Regions from separate parts of the Homo sapiens genome. Here region 2 is linked to region 1. A link is a loop called in an ENCODE intact Hi-C map of the cell type or tissue named here. Cell type or tissue: prostate gland. All regions are shown on one strand.

Region 1 (5,000 bases):
TGACTAGAGTAGTCAGGGTAAGGTCTGTCTGAGAAGACAAGATTTGAGCTGAGACTTGAGGGATGCAATACAGTTGGTCATTCCAAGAGCATAGGGCAGAGCATTAAAACACAGGTAACTATGTGTTTAGAAGTGCTTAGATGGGAAAGACCTTAGCATGTTCTGGGGATTGAAAGATCATTGTGTTTGGAGTATAGCCAGAGAAAAGCAAGATGACTCCAGGTAAGGCTGGAGAGGCAAGTGGGGCTGGATCATGCAGGACTTTATGGGCCATGGTAAGGAGTCTGTTTTTTATCTTGAGGGTAACAGCAAGCCATTGAAAAGTTTTAAGTGGGATTCAGACCTAAATTTACTTACTGTTTTTTAAAAGAGATGAGGTCTCGGCCGGGCACAGTGGCTCACGCCTGTGATCTCAGCACTTTGGGAGGCCACCCTGGAGTTCAAGGCCAGCCTGGCCAACATGGTGATACCCCATCTCTACTAAAAATACAAAACTTAGCCGGGCGTGGTGGCCCACGTCTACAATCCCAGCTACCCGAGAGGCTGAGGCAGGAGACTTGCATGAACCCGGGAGGCAGAGGTTTCAGTGAGCCAAGATCGCGGCACTGCACTCCAGCCTGGGTGATAGAGCGAGACTCGGTCTCAAAAAAAAAAAAAAAAAAGAGATGTCACTAATGTTGCCCAGGCTGGTCTCGAACTCCTGGATGCAAGCGATCCTCCCATCTCAGCCTCCCAAAGTGCTAGGATTACAGGTGTGAGCCTCCATGCCCAATCAATATTTAAAGTATAAATTTTGGCAGTTGTGTGGTAAATGGTGGAGCAAGCGTTAAGAGAAGGCAGGGAGAGTAGTTAGGAAATTCTTGCAGGCTGGTGGCTTGAAGTAGTGTGGCAACATGGAAAGAGACAGATGGATTTGGTATTTTGGAGGTCAGGTCCATAGGACTTACTAATCACTTAGGAAAAAAGATACTGCGGAGGTTGATGTCGTGTTTCTGCCTTGAACAACTTAAACGATAGGGTAGTCCATGTATTGAGATGGGAAAAGCCCTCTAAAGAGGGCTGGGTAGCGGGGGAATTTAACCGTTCACGTTTGGGGTTTTTTTGACATGTTAAAATTTGAGATGCCTGTGAGATATCCAAGTAGAGATGTCAAGTGGGAGGTTGAATGTACCAGTCTGAACTCAGAAGACTGAGGTCTGGGCTGGAAATACAGACAAGGGAGTCCTCAGCATACAGATGGTTCTGAAGTCATGAGAATGGCTGAGATTTTCTTTTTCTTTTTTTTTTTCTGCTGTAGAAATTAATTTTATTCTTATTCAGACTATTTTCAAAAGAAGCAGTGGTGCGCTGTTTTTCTAAAAATACGCCTTTAGAGATTTTTATATATGTATATAATAAAATCCATACATGTATTTACATGATTGCTACATACAAAATTACAGCACTGTGGTATGTACACATCTACAGGTACATTCTTTCCACACATCCCTGCTGTGCTTTCCCCGTGTGAAGGAGGGAGACTGAATCAGTTGTGAGCAGCCAAGGGCTGGCCCGTCGTCGGAACCTCCGAATGGGGGCTGGGGTGGAGGAGGTGAGGCGATTGCCGAGGCAGGAGCAGCAGCTGTTGCAGGGCTCTCCTGCAGGCCAGCAGGCAGCATCTGGAGGCTCCCGGCAGCCTCCCCCTCCCCTCCACCCCGTGGTGCCCGCGCTGCCCTCAAGGTGGGGTGGCTGACCACAGACCCCTCTGGTGCCATTCTGTGGCCTAGACTTGCTTGGCTGGGCCAAGAAGTTGTGTATGTGAGGGGTGGAGGAGGGAGCTGTGGGAGGAATAGACCCTGTCCAGCCCCAGCCCTGAGCAGGGGAAAGGGCTGGATGGCTAAAGCCTGCAGATGACTGGTGAGAACACTCCGCTTGGCCCGGCACTGCTAAGGGTCAGAGACTAGAGGCTGGGAGGGAGAGCAGTGGCCGCCGGCTGGGGAACAGGGCCTTCTTCCTCCCTGGGGCTCAGAGGGTGGCCTCAGCTGAGCTTGAGTAAGCCCAGCTCTTAGGCCCTGCGGCCAGAGGCTTGGCCTCCTGCCAGCAGAGGTGCATGCACACTGGGGAGGGGCTGCCATCTCCACTTCAACCCCTGGGCCAGGGGCTGGGGAAGAAATGGAGGCTTAGGCCTGGCCTGCTGCCCTGTAGGACTAGGTCCCCGGGGCTCAGGATTCCTGAGGCATGCAGAGAAGGGCCTGAGAATGCCTGAGATTTTCTAGTGAAGGGGCTCTTAATCTGGGGTCCAGGAACCTCACAGAGATTCATTGATAGAATTCAGGGGATCTGTGAACCGGAATAGGAAAAACTTTTCTTGTTTTTTCTAACCAGTGACTGAAATTTAGCATTTCCTTCCATTTTGAATGTAGGCCTCAAAGTACAGTAGTAGTAATATTTGTAATTTTGTCACCAGTAGAAATCAAGATATTTTCATATTGCATTACAGTTGTTGCTGACATCTCAAAATAGCATCTAAACATCACTACTTCAGAATTACAGTACAGAATTATTAGACCTACAGCTAGATCCCATTATCAAATGCATTGATAAAGAACACATTAGGCCGGGCACAGTGGCTCACGCCTGTAATCCCAGCACTTTGGGAGGCCAAGGCTGGCGGATCACGAGGTCAGGAGATCGAGACCATCCTGGCTAACATGGTGAAACCCCATCTCTACTAAAAATACAAAAAATAAGCCTGGCATGGTGGCAGGTGCCTGTAGTCCCAGCTACTCAGAAGGCTGAGGCAGGAGAATGGCGTGAACCCGGGAGGCGGAGCTTGCAGTGAGCCGAGATCGCGCCACTGCACTCCAGCCTGGGCAACAGAGCGAGACTCCATCTCAAAAAAAAAAAAAAAAAAAAAAAAAAAAGAACACATTAATACAGAAGAATATATCACAATTTTTAAAATTTTTGAAAACTGTTTTTCCATAAAATTGGGGTATTCTTGGTAATCCTTTGTACTTTAAGTTATACCTTAAAAAAATTGTTCTGAAAAGGGTCCATAGGCTTCACCAGATGCCAGAAGGATCCATGGAACATAAAAGATCAAGTATCTTTGTTAATAAGGCTAGGGAATGAGAAGAGAAGGAGCCTAGGACTGAGCCCTGAGGTTAGTTAATGGAGGGAGAGTCAATAGGGGAGACTTTCTTTGAAGGGAGGTTCAAGAGGCAGGAGGAAATCCAAGAGAGAATGGTGTTGTGTCATGGGAGCCAAAATAAATTAGTGTTTGAAAAAGGAGAGTAGCCACCTATGTCAGATGGGTGAAGACAGAAGATTGGCCTTTGGGTTTGGTAAGATGATGTCATGGGTGATCTTCATAAGCAATTTCGCTAGAAGGATTACAGAGACCCTAATTAGAACGGGTAGAAAGGTGAATGGACAGTAAGAAAGTGGAGGCAAAGGGTATAGACCTGAAAGTGGCAAATTTTTTTCTATAGGGGACCAGAGAGTAAAAATTTTTGGTTTTGTAGGCTACTTGCTGTGTCTGTGACTACCTCTGCTTTATAGTGTGAAAGTAGCCATAGACAACACATAAATGAATGGATGTGACTGGTTCCAATGACACTTTATTTACAAGAACAGATGGCTAGCTGGATTTGGCACACCAGCTGTAGTTTGCCAACCCCGGTATAGACAACTCTTTGGAGAAGTTTAGATGGGAAGGGAAGTAGAAAAATGGGGAAGTAGTTGATGGGGGACAAGGAGCGTGTGAACATGTGTATGTATTTTAAGTTAGGAGATTTTAGAGCATGTTTTTGCTGATGGAAAAGGATCTTATGGAGGAGGAGAGGCTAACAGTCCAGAAGAGAGCTTAGCTGTACTAATAAACTCCTCAGAAGTCAAGAGGGGATAGGATTAAGAGTACATGGATGCCTAAGGAATTGTTTTTTATGACACTTAGTGTTATTTTGAGTGACATATTAGTGTTAACAGCAAGACTGATATGGGGAGTTTGTCCCTGTCACTTATAGGACCACTTAAAATGATGAACTACTAGGAGAGTTGGTGCGGATGAGATTTAGCAGCTCATTTACTTGATTTGTGGGATTTAGAGTTTAATTTGGAATTTTGTTGTATTGGCCTTACCTGAAGTAATTAATGTAGCTACCTTCACTTTTCTTGGAGATACCTTTAAAATCTTGATTCTGATTCTGATTCTGTGAACAGAAAATCACAGCAATTGCAAACAAATTCTAGCTCACTGATTCTCAGTCTGTTTTCTGTTGTATTTTACTTAGTACATTCCTATCAATAACAGTGGCTCAGCTTTGGCAGTTACTACAACCGAGGAGAAAAGAGAGGGGAGTATACATCTGCCTCACCACTCCTCTGCCTCCCCTACTACTGAGAATCATTGTTCTAGACCTTTTGTGGATACTTTCTTTACTTCAGGGTTTTAAAAGGCATGTTTGTTCCTTTTCCTGGAGCAGTTCAGGCATCTTAATGATCTCAGGCATATTTCCCCCCTCAGTAGCTTCCCTAATGTAGGAATGCTTTGCCTTTTGCAGACCCCAGTATAGAAGAAAGAGTTCAGCATATTAAATCAGTACATATTTTCATGATGAGCGCAGACAATAAACCAGGCAGTGGATTCTTTCACAGCTTTTTATGGTCATCAACTAGGCTGCCCAGAAGGGAGTGAGAGTATTCAGGCAATTCCTGTGTGCTATGTGAGCCTCCTGGAACACCAACCCTTTTTCTGAAAATGAACTGTCACCTGTGTTGAAAATGTTTGCTGGGATTGGGGTTTATAGACTGAAGAAGGTTCCATCTGTGATCATGCTTACCATGCTGAGTAACTTTTAAGACTGGAAGAATCGAGATGAGGATCCTTAATGCATCCATGTTAAAGAACCTTTGCTTGACTTTTTGAATTAGTTGTTTTCATACAAAATTAACACTTATTCACGATTTAAAAAATTTTTCAAACACTACAAGGGAGATATTAAAGTGAAAAGAGAAGT
Region 2 (5,000 bases), 55 kb after region 1:
GCTTTCTAAAACACACATTTTTGTATTTTTTGAAATTTTTGATTGAATTTTTGAAACCAGAAAAAAATGTTAAATATAAACAAATCGAGTACCTGGTGTAACCTCCCTCACCTTCTGATCTCTCCCTAAACATTTCCTCAGAGCTTCAGTTTATTCAGTTAGTCCCTGCTTTCTCGTCTCTGGGCTGTTTGGAGCCTAGATCACAACCAGTGCCTTTGTTATAGGCTTTTCATTGTTTATCGACTGGCTGTGCCAACTAAGAGGGGAATGTCCATAGGGCAAGGTGCCCCCATCTGCACGCTGACCACGGTGCTGAGTGATTAGAAGAAAGCTCACTCTGTGAAACAACCCTTACTCTGAGAAGGGAAAGGATGACCCCTCTAAACCCATGATCAGGTCAAGGGTGATTGGCACCCTGTCCCTGCCCTGGCCTCATTCCCACACAAGAAGAGAGAATCAGAGGGGGAGCTTATGACCCTGTCACTTAGCGTTGAGCTACCTGCCTCGGCCAGTTGGGACTGCGAGCACTCTGTCCATGCTGGGACAGCTCACACCTCATCCACTGCCACCTTCTATGCAGCACAGCTCCGGAAAGGGAGCCCTCTTCCCTCCAGAATCCCCAGTGAGGGTTTTCTAGGAACTTGAAAAGCTCAGGAAGCTTTCCACAGGCCTGGAATTTAGACTTAGGCACTAAACACGCAGGCCAGTGATCAAATGATGAGTAAGTGAACCTCACAATGACAACAGTGTTCCTTCTCCACAGGGAACAACTGCAGGTCCTCAAGGAAAGTGTTTTTAAATCTTTCCTCTGGGCTGTCTCAGCAGAGGACACTCCTCATTCACACCATCTCCTGCCTCAATTTTCAGTTAATGAGGAAGCCAGACCTGTACCAAGCCATTGCACCAGGTGACCCAAAACCACCTGGAACTCCCTGTGCGTTTAGCAGGGATGCAATGCATGCTTCTTCTATTGAAGCGGGGGTATCCTGGGCACCGGGTGGGGAAAGTTTAAGAAACACAGATGGCTGAGGCCTATTCACTGAGTTTCTGTTTCAATAGGGCTAGGTGACACCTGAGAATCTGCATTGTGAGCACATTCCCATATCATGCTGCTGCTGCACTCTGGTGGTCCCCATGCTTTGGGAACCTCTGTGTTGAAGACGAAGCAGAGTCAGGAAGGCCAGTCAGGAAGCTGCGCCCCACTCCAGGCCAGATAGGACTGGAGCCTGAGGCAGCGCAGGCCAGCAGGGATTGAGGGAGGACACAGAGCTGAGGGGCATTTCTGGTCGGGGGAGCACCAGGCTGTGGTGCCCAGGTGGTTGTGGGAGCATGAGGGAGACACAGGGTTCTAGACTGACTGACTTCTAGCTTGAAGGGCCGAGGGGTGGACTTGGAAGTTGGCAACCCAGGAGGCACAGCAGCTTTGAGGGTAGGGAAGAAGGGTTCAGTTTTAGACAGGATGAGTTTGAAGAGCTGGAGAGTCATCTGGATTGGGATGTCCAATAGGCAATTGATCATTTTAGTCTGGATCAGGGTGAGGGAGGGGGACCATGAGAATGTGGAGTTGAAAGTAATACTGCAGAGCTGGTAGCTGATAATGTGGGAAATGAACCAGCTACCTAGGGATAGTACATGAATTACACAAAGAAGAGCAATCATCAGCCAGCCATGGTGGCTCACACCTGTAATCCCAGCACTTTGGGAGACCAAGGTGGAGGGATTGCTTGAATCCAGGAGTTCAAGATCGAGACCCTGTCTAATTAAAAACAAAACAAACAAACAAAAAGAAGTCCAGGCGTAGTGGCTCACACCTGTAGGCCAAGGCAGGTGGATCACGAGGTCAGGAGCTCGAGACCAGCCTGGCCAACATGGTGAAACCCTGTCTCTACTAAAAATACAAAAATTAGCTGGGCATGGTGGCAGGTGCCTGTAATCTCAGCTACTCAGGAGGCTAAGGCAGGAGAATTGTTTGAACCTGGGAGGCGGAGGTTGCAGTGAGCCGAGATTGCACCAATGCACTCCAGCCTGGGGGATAGGGCGAGACTCTATCTCAAAAAAGAAAAAGAAGCAGCTCAAGAATCACAGGACTGTGGAAAATCCTACAGGCCAAGAGTCTTGTTAGGTGTGCCTCAACCCTGAAGCAGGTCCCTCAGTCTGCAGATATTTAGAGATATTTAAAGGAAAACCAGGAAGGAGCCAAGAGAGAATGAAGCCTAAGGTGTCCTGAGACCCTCAGAGAACTCAGCCCAAGGGTTAGGAGCTTGTGTCAAGGTGCAGCAGGTGAGTAGGGCACGCAGGATTTCTTTCCTGGGTACGGAAGGCATTTCTCTTCAGCTTTCATTGGTCCCAGGCTCGTGCCAGACAAGGCATGATTGCACCCATTTTGGGGACAGTGCCTGGGCGTCCCAGGCAGACCCAGGGGCCGCATGCAGCAGGGCCTGAGGAGGGAGGTGTGGACGGAGGAGGCCCGCTGCCATTCTTGGTATGGTTCTCACTCCAGGAGCACAGCTGCATCTGGTCTCACTCTGGGCAGCTTATAAGGCCTGGTGTGAGTTTTGTTTATGCAAGTGCAGCATAAAAGGAACAAATCTACCAGCACCGGGGCTGTTGCCACTGAGTCCTTTTGCATACATTTTTCAAATGATAACTCACTCTACCCACCCCCCTTCCCTACCCCCAAGGCGATTTATTGAAAAAACCACCTTATATGGTAATATTGCTAACACACCGTCAGCTGGCCTTTTTAGGGACTTTGTTTAAAGAAGATCCGCCTCTGGGGTTTTATATTGCTCTGGTATTCATGCCAAAGACACACCAGCCCTCAGTCACTGGGAGAAGAACCTCTCATACCCTCGGTAAGTACTGTACGGCTTTTGCCACCTCTTCCTTTCCGGGGCTGCCTGGCCTCCTGGGTGCGGGAGGTGCCTCCAGATTGGCCTGGCTTCTGTGACGCTGGCCCAGATCACACACCAGAGCCCTTGGTGGGCAGCGGCACCTGCAAGCATACTGCAGCCTGCTGAGAAAAGGCGTATCTGGCCATGGGACATCCTGGGGCAGGGGCAGCTTGGAACCGTGCTCCCTGCCTCAGAATGGGGACTGGCGGGATATAATGCCTGCAGTCTCTACTAGCCCTGCTCCCCAGGGCCAGTGCAGATCCACACCCTGATGTCCTTTGTCTTGGGTTAGAATGTCTGGGAGGCTGTTTTAGGGGATCATATACTTTGCAGAAAAGCAGCTTTTCAGAATACTTGAGTCAAAGCCAACAGTGGTCCTGGTGTCTGTGAGCTGTTTAGTCCATGAAATGTCTGTGCTGGGAATGGGAGGGTATTTTCTTCAGGTCCCCTGTGGGTCTCTCTGTCCTCTGATCTGTGCTTGGCTGAGGAGAATGGAGGGTTTCTGCAGTCCTTGAAGGCTCTAGGATCATTGGGGGATGGAGAAAATTCCACTTGCCCTGTGGCATCGTGAGGTTTCAGGGTAGAAGGAACTTGGGACCCATCTAGTTCATTCTCCTCTGATGAGGACATTGAGGCCTAGAGACGTACAGCCACTCATCCAAAAGACTCACACCCAACTGTGACCCATTTGCAGATGTCATTACTCCCCCCAACCCACCCAACACACACACAACACATGCACAAAGAATTAAGAGGAAGATGAGATGAAGGGGCCACTTCTATGTTTGGCATCAGAATTCACTAGCATCTCTTCACAGGTGAGGCAGGCTGGGTGTGGCAGTGCAGGCCTTGAAGGCAGACTGTCAGGCTAACCAAGTTACTGAGCGACCTCAGCTTCCTCACCTGTAAAATGGGGGCAAGAATAATAATATCTACTTGGCGATGGTGTGAGGATTAAACGAGAGAATGCGTATATACAGCACTCAGCTCAAGGCTGTCAGGGCCCGGCCCTGAGTTCTCAAACTTTAAGAATCACCTGGAGTGCTTGTTAAAACACAGATTGCCCCATGCCCCACCCCAGATTCTGATTCCAGTAGGCCGAGATATGGCCTGATACTTGGAATTCCTAACAAGCTCCCAGGCGACACTGAAGCTGCTGGTCTGGGACCACACTTTGTACAGGGAGGCTCTAAGTGCTCACTTTGATTACTTGAATGTGGGTTTGGACTCTGATACTAACCCTTGGGCTGAAAAGAGGAAGAGCTTCCTGTGACAGAGAGGGATGGGTGCTGGAGAAACTGCAATGAACAGTAAGATCCTACATGCCAGGCCTGAGAAAAGGGGATGGGCCGTGTGACATCATGACCTTGGGGCGAGATATCTTTCCTCTTTCCCCTTGTTCATTCTGCCAACATTTATTGAGCACTTATTATGGGCCAGGCACTGTCTCTGCTCCTTAGGGACAGTGGAGAGGCTTCTGCAGTTACTGGAAGAGACAGATAAACAGATGAGAACCATGGAGCAAATAAGTACACGAAAGGGGTAAAGGCCAGGAGGAGCCCATCACTCAACCCAGGAGTTATCAGGGAAGACTTCCTGGAGGAAGAGGTGCCTGAGCTTGGTCCTGAAGTAAGGACCAAGCTTGGTCCTTCCTGGTAAAGAGGAAGCATGGTCTTTGGGACTCAAGTGGCTCAATTCCACTGAATTTAGATAGCAAGGCAGGAATCAGGTAAAACTAAATTCAGAGGGGTCCGCAGGGCTGGATTACAAGGGCTTTAGACTCTAAAGGATCAGGCTATGGGGAGCCATGGAAGGGTTTTAATCTGGAGGGTATCTGTTGAAGGGGCTGCTTTGGCAGCTGTGAGGAGAGTGGACTGGAACAGGGCAAGAGCGCTACTGCAGCATGCGGTGGTCCTGAGCTGGTGGCATGGGTGCCGTGCAGGTAGAAGTAAGAAGGGCTGGTGATAGGTTGGGAGGGAAGAGGGCGGCACCAGGGCATTGGGCATGGGCTCAGGGTGGGTGGTGTGAGTCTGTGAGGGCAGCTCCGGGCAGAGGCTGCTGATGAGGAGAGCAGTCCTGGAGGTGTGGAGTTGGGGTGCCAGGGGG

The links. Hi-C counts contacts between places; a loop is a spot of excess contacts. Peaks named below come from ENCODE experiments on the same cell type or tissue, not always from the same donor. Only the 100,000 strongest peaks of a DNase experiment are listed, where the experiment ranks them.
Region 2: a loop joins it to region 1, with 3 times the contacts of the local background. A loop is called at or near these places in 10 of 110 quality-filtered maps.

What each region holds. Positions count from the first base shown.
Region 1 is chr2:73,834,710-73,839,709 of GRCh38, forward strand. The region is part of intron 2 of STAMBP (STAM binding protein); the gene reads left to right. LOC112268419 (a long non-coding RNA gene) reads right to left here. Exons shown (of 3, transcript XR_007087106.1): 2 at 4,123-4,193. Among named protein-coding and RNA genes, the nearest start is that of STAMBP, 8.2 kb to the left of the region's middle. In prostate gland, no CTCF peak of the experiment used is centred here; no DNase peak of the experiment used is centred here; H3K27ac peaks cover 3,410 bases.
Region 2 is chr2:73,890,197-73,895,196 of GRCh38, forward strand. It overlaps ACTG2 (actin gamma 2, smooth muscle), which reads left to right and starts at 2,812. Exons shown (of 9, transcript NM_001615.4): 1 at 2,812-2,855. RefSeq lists an enhancer at 1,888-2,701. In prostate gland, no CTCF peak of the experiment used is centred here; a DNase peak (open chromatin) is centred at 2,555; H3K4me3 peaks cover 2,154 bases; H3K27ac peaks cover 4,771 bases.